Regions from separate parts of the Mus musculus genome. Here region 1 is linked to region 2. A link is a contact called in ENCODE Hi-C or POLR2A ChIA-PET data. All regions are on one chromosome and are shown on one strand. The core of a region is the stretch at or near the end of the contact, and the rest is flanking DNA. Distances in the headings are between cores, read along the strand shown.

Region 1 (2,846 bases), core at 213-2,712, 52 kb before region 2:
CTTCATCTGCAGTTGCCTGTGTGTATCCACTCTGTGGAAGTGCAGACTCAAGTGAAATTCAAGCAGCCTGGGGGATGGCCCCTAATCCTGGGACAGCAAGCGCTAGGGTCAAGCACAGCACTGTGAACAGTAAGGTGACCTCTCCTCAAAGACAACCTTTCCCAGGCTTGGTGAAAGCAGGGAGGCACCTTGTCTGTGTGAATCTGATAAGCCGAGAGGGGAACAATGGGGCAAGGTGGGCACCAGCTGCAGGTGGAAACCGAGGGGAACAGGTGCTCTCATGTGCGGCTGCAGGTGGAAACCGAGGGGAACAGGTGCTCTCACGTGCGGCTGCAGGTGGGAACCGAGGGGAACAGGTGCTCTCACAAGCGGTTGCAGGTGGGCTCAGGGCATGACAAAACAGCAACATGTCCCACTGCACTGCCATTTGATCAGCATATATTAAACATGAACCACAGGTAATATTTTGTAGACAACTGAGCAACTGAACCACACAGTGTGAAGGCAGGGCCTCAGGGACCCAGGGTACCAGGGGGGCTGCAGGAAGCAATTACCAGTGCTGCCTGGTCCCCTAAAGGAACCCTGAGACCTTGACAAGTGTATGCAGTTGTCTGTGGAGTGAGGAACTGGGTTTTAACACTGTACTCTGTGTAAACATAAATGAAAACACTGTAAAACCAGTGAGCACACCTACCTCGCCACCTTGGTAGCAGCTGGGTCCCCATACTAGAGCCCCCAGCTTCCTCAGCTCTAGCCCCAAGAGAGCTAGAGAGCCTCCACTATGGGGGAGGGGAGTTCCTGGCTTGCCTTGGTCAAACATTAACCAGTACAGCCTGAGTGGCCCCAGTTTACCAGAATCCCGACTTCTCCAGGATGTAGAGGGAGCAGCTCCCACAAAGGCTGTGCCGACTCAGGCCTCGCAGATGCCAGGCAGCCAGACTAATTATATGTCATGATGCAGTTTGGTGAACAGACCACAAAGACAGGAATCTGCATTAATTATCTGGCCATGGCAAACTTCAGGTGGAAGGGAAGCAGGAAGACTCCCTGGTGCTGGTGATGGAGGCTACAGCAGTTGCTTTACCTCCAGGAAGCCAGAACACTCATTTGCACTGAGTCACCTCCCTCTTTATAGCTCCGGCTGATGTAACACCGGCTGTGACTAGACTAGAGAAAGCTCCCTTGCCTGTGTAGCTGCTACTGCAGTTGCTGCCGCTGTACCGCAGTGACTTGCTTGAAAACTCCCATGTCTCCCAGAGTAAAGGAGTAAGAGGAGACTGTGGGATGAACACAGGCCCCCACCCCCTGAGAGGCTTCCCCCATCGCCCTTGTCCCTTCCCCCACAGGTCACCAATCTGACAGCTTTCCTTAGACAGTCCCACATTTCCTTATAGGTACTGACAAAGAAACTTGCAGAGCAGCCGAGCCTCCCTTGATCCCGCCTCCCCACACACCCTTCTGGTGTGCAAGAGGCTGGCAGATTGCATCACTAGCCAGATCCCATTTGGCTGGGGTGAGCCAGCAGGAGGGGTGTGGCTAAGCCCAAAGCCTACAGCCTCAGCCTTGACAGCTGTGGTCTCTAAGGGAAAGTATGACACTGCTCTGGGCTCCAGGAACTGTGCCTCTGCTGAGTCGCCCTGTAGGAGGTGCCCCTCTAAACCTCTCAGAAGGGAGCAGTGTATTGAACCACTATCCTCACTGTCCCAGTGGGCCCCTCTGCTACTCTAATACCCTGCCCTGTCTGGGCCAAGCCAGCTTCTCTCCTGCCAAAACCAGGTCTGATCCCAGACTGCAGGCCAAGTGGACAGAGAAGGGCCAGCACGGGCCTCGGCAACTGGGGTTGAACTTCTTCCTAGCTGACGACTTCTCCTCTGACATCAGAAGAAGACAGAACAAAAGAGACTCTATACTTTCAAGTCTCTTATAAAAGCCAGAGCAGGTGGTAAACCGGTAATGCGCACTGACTCGGGAACAAGCGGACAAGGGATTATTATGCCCCGCAGCCCCGCTTTCAAAACCAAACAATCTGAAATAAATGAATGAATTCATCTGGGTCCAGGGGCTTCTGGCCTTCTCGAGACACTGTCATGAGAGGCGGTCAGAAGACCGACCGGAAGGAACCTCAGTTCCCTACCCAGACAATCCACCACCTCGTCACTGTCTCCCCACCAAAGACAAAGCCAGCAGGACTGTGCCGTGACAAGGGGATAGCCTGGCCTTAGCGTAGGAGGCGAAAGGCTGGTCCTTTTGGGGGTTCCCCACGTGACACCAATAGATAAATGTGGCTGTGCTGGCTAACAGCTGGACCTGTGAGATAAAAAGCCCAGAGCCTCATCCTGGGTGCAGATAGCTATGCAGGTCAGGCCCTTGGCCCACGGGCCTAATAGTGATGTTCTTCACAAGGTTAGTTCTCATCCCTAGCCACCTGCATGGGGACACTCAGGCTCCACGGCTCACACTTCAGAGTGCTGGAGAGACCCTTTACTGTCTGGCTGGGTCAGCAAAACAGTGCTCGGGCCATGGGAGAAGTCCTAGGCTCACCCTGATACCACCTGACCCATGGCTGAGCAGGCACCAGAATCTCTTCCCTAAAGGGCCAAATGTGACGGCCGGAGCTGCTGCCTCAGTACAATGGGCAGGAGGTAGAAACTCATGGGGCTGGTGCTGCCCACACTCTCCCACCAAGTCTCCCAGGCCTCCTGGGGCAGGGTAGAGCAAGTGGCTGGTGGCTTCACTGGTTCCAGGAAGCATGACTGGTCCCCCAGGGTGCATCTATCCTTGGCCCACTGATTGGACGAAGGCCTGAGCCTGGGTGGGCTTAGATGACCTGTCTGGAGGTGATCCTA
Region 2 (2,700 bases), core at 186-2,685:
TACTCTGTTTTTCCGTGCGGTCAGGCATTCATGTTCAGAACTCTCACAACTACAGTTTTAAAATCTGGGCCCAATTGAGGGGCGGTGGGAGGAGATAGTACAACTCTCTAAGAGTTTCTGGCCAAGTTCCTCGTAGTTCCTCTGGGCTTAGCTTTCTTTCTTTTTATTTTAAAGATTTATTTATTTATTTCATGTATGTGGGTACACTGTCACTGTCTTCAGACACACCAGAAGAGGGCATTGGGTTCCCATTACAGATGGTTGTGAGCCATCATGTAGTTCCTGGGGTTTGAACTCAGGACCTCTGGAAGAGCAGTCAGTGCTTTTTTTTTTTTTTTTTTTTTTTTCCCCAAATGAGACAGGGCTTCTCTGTATAACTCTGGCTGTCCTGGAACTCACTCTGTAGATTGGGCTGGCTCGAACTCAGAAATCTGGCTGCCTTTACCTTCCAAGTGCTGGGATTAAAGGTGTGCGCCACCACTGCCCAGCAGGTCTCATTTTAACAGCACAGTTCTAGGTTGAAATCTTCAAGACAATCCTGAGGTAAAGTGGCACAGGATCAAACCCCAGACAGAGCACAGTGGTTTAGAAGGGCTGTCCCAAGGTTGCCCAGCTGGTAGCTGCACTGAGTCATGGCTTTATTATCGGCACAGGGGAACGGGCAGGAAACAGGTTTTTGTTTTGTTTAGTTTTCTAAGTGAAAATAACTCCTGTAATCCCGGTTTGTAGGATTGCTCACTGCGAACATGCAGAAGGGGACAGCCTGGAAAGGAACACTGACGACAGACCAGGTGCAGAGAACCATTAGTGGCATTTCTGGCAACAAATGCACATCGATGCTGCATAGCTCCTATTGCATGATACGTAAGCATGTCACATATAATCTCTATCACAGTGACAGTGTCCCCACGACCAGCTTGTCCATAAGGAAGTCAGGCAACTTTCCAGACAATGCCACTGAACGAGCCCGGAACGTCTGAGACCGATGCCAGGTAGAGTAGGTAGGACGGGTTTGGGAGCGTACAGCCCATTTGAGCCGCTGACACTACAAGTCCCAGCAGCCCTCAGGGCAGGGAAGGCATGGGGCAGCCAGAATCCGGATGGACTACAAATCCCAGCAGGCAAATCATGGCCGCAGAGACTACCAGTCCCAGGACGCATCGTGCCACACACAGCGCACACTGGGATTTGTAGTCGTCAGGGCAGCGTTAGTGTGTTCACACCCATCAAAGAGGACGTACATTCCTCAGATTGAACACTGGAGGATTTACTGCTTTAGCAAGTAACATGGACGTGAGATGGGGAAGTAAGGGCCCAGCGAGTCAACTCTCGGAGCAGGGGAGGACAACTGCGCATGCTCGTTGGAGTCCGTCGGCGAAAGCGCGCGCCAGAGGCGCCCAGAGCAGGCCCCGCCCCCTTCCCGACCGGCCCCGCCCTTGAGCCGGGAGCCCAGGGAGCCTGCGCTGAGGGCGGGGCGCAGGCCGTGGGGAGGCGCTCGCGGCGCCTGCGCAGAGCGGCTGCTTCTCTCGCGAGGACGGACGCCATTATCGCAGCTCCCCGACAAACACCACGAGAATTCCGCAGCCCACACGGTAATTGCAGCTCCCGCAGCCGGTCGCGCCTCCACTCCCCCTTCCCGCGGGGCGAGAGCGAGAGCGAGAGCGAGATCTCCGGCCGCCCCCGCCCCGCCCCGCCGCCAACCGTCGCCAACGGCCACGGGGCCGCACGCCGGGCTGGGCGGGGGCCGGCGGGCCGCGGGATGTCCGCGCGTCGCCTCCGCGCCTCCACCCGCCGGGGCTGCGGGACCCGGGAAGCGAGCGAGCGAGCGGGCGAGCGGCCGAGGCCCGGCGGCCGTGCTCGCGTGCGTTCGGCTCCGGGGCCTCGGCGCCTCCCGGGCCCGCGCCCGGCGCTCCTGTCACGGGCTCGGCGCGCGGGCGCTGTGGCCCTGGCTCGGCCGCCCAAGTCTCTCAGGACTGAGCCTCGCGCGCTGCGCCCGGGCCCCGCGCGCCGCCCCGCCGCCTAGGTGGCCCCATCTCCCGGCCGTTGTTGGCGCTATGCCCCGGTAACCGGGTGACTTCGCCCTGGTTGGCGCGTCCGCCCGCCTCTGCTCTGCTCTCTGTTGACATCGGGGCCGAGACTGGTGCTCGCTTCCCCACCTAGCGTCACGTCCCCGTCCCGCACAGCCTGGCTCTTTTTTTTCCTTGTTACTTGTGGTGGCCTTTGTTTCTCTGCTCCTGGTGACATTGTAACTTCTCGGAGATAGTGTGGAACCTCCGGCTTCCCTCTACCTCCTCTCTGCCTTTCTTCTAATCTGGGTTGGGGACGCTTTAGGCGGGTGCAGGTAGGTCCCGAGGTCTTTCTTTCGCTGCACGCCTGGTCAGCTCAGGACGCAGTGTTTCAGTCAGCTTTCTTCTTGAGTCCCCAGGGAGCCTCTGCCAAGGACTTCCTTTCTGGTAACTGTTTCCTCCCTGGACCGGCCTAAGGTCTTCTTGGCATTGGAACAGGTCTGCCCTTCGCAGGTATGCTCGGTAGGCGTGTCCTCGAGCGCTGGGAGATTGTCCCAAGAGCCTTTCTTAAAGTCGTTAGAGAGTTTGTCGCCCTCCCCCCCACCCCCGCCCCATTTGGGCACACTACTTGAGTTTCTTTATCTTTCTATTCCTTTTTGATTTTCATTCCAGGAAAGAACTTCAGTTTATCTTT

The links. A loop is a pair of places that touch in the nucleus more often than their neighbours do. ChIA-PET counts read pairs that join two places held with the same protein, here RNA polymerase II (POLR2A).
Region 1: a loop to region 2 is called in a map of T-helper 17 cell, with 2.1 times the contacts of the local background. The contact joins the enhancer-like site here to the promoter of Banp in region 2. A Hi-C loop is called at or near these places in 1 of 37 maps with a recorded cell type or tissue (T-helper 17 cell). POLR2A ChIA-PET finds 5 or more read pairs at or near these places in 4 of 5 experiments (Patski and embryonic stem cell).

The regions. Positions count from the first base shown.
Region 1 is chr8:121,897,114-121,899,959 of GRCm38, forward strand. All of the region lies in intron 1 of Slc7a5 (solute carrier family 7 (cationic amino acid transporter, y+ system), member 5), which reads right to left. Among named protein-coding and RNA genes, the nearest start is that of Slc7a5, 9.1 kb to the right of the region's middle. Within about 2 kb of position 1,463, at least 1 of the 3 ENCODE cell types and tissues checked has a DNase peak (open chromatin) inside an H3K27ac peak, as active enhancers do.
Region 2 is chr8:121,949,057-121,951,756 of GRCm38, forward strand. Banp (BTG3 associated nuclear protein) reads left to right here and starts at 1,436. Exons shown (of 14, transcript NM_016812.4): 1 at 1,436-1,592. Gm27011 (predicted gene, 27011) reads right to left here and starts at 1,589. Exons shown (of 1, transcript NR_169031.1): 1 at 622-1,589.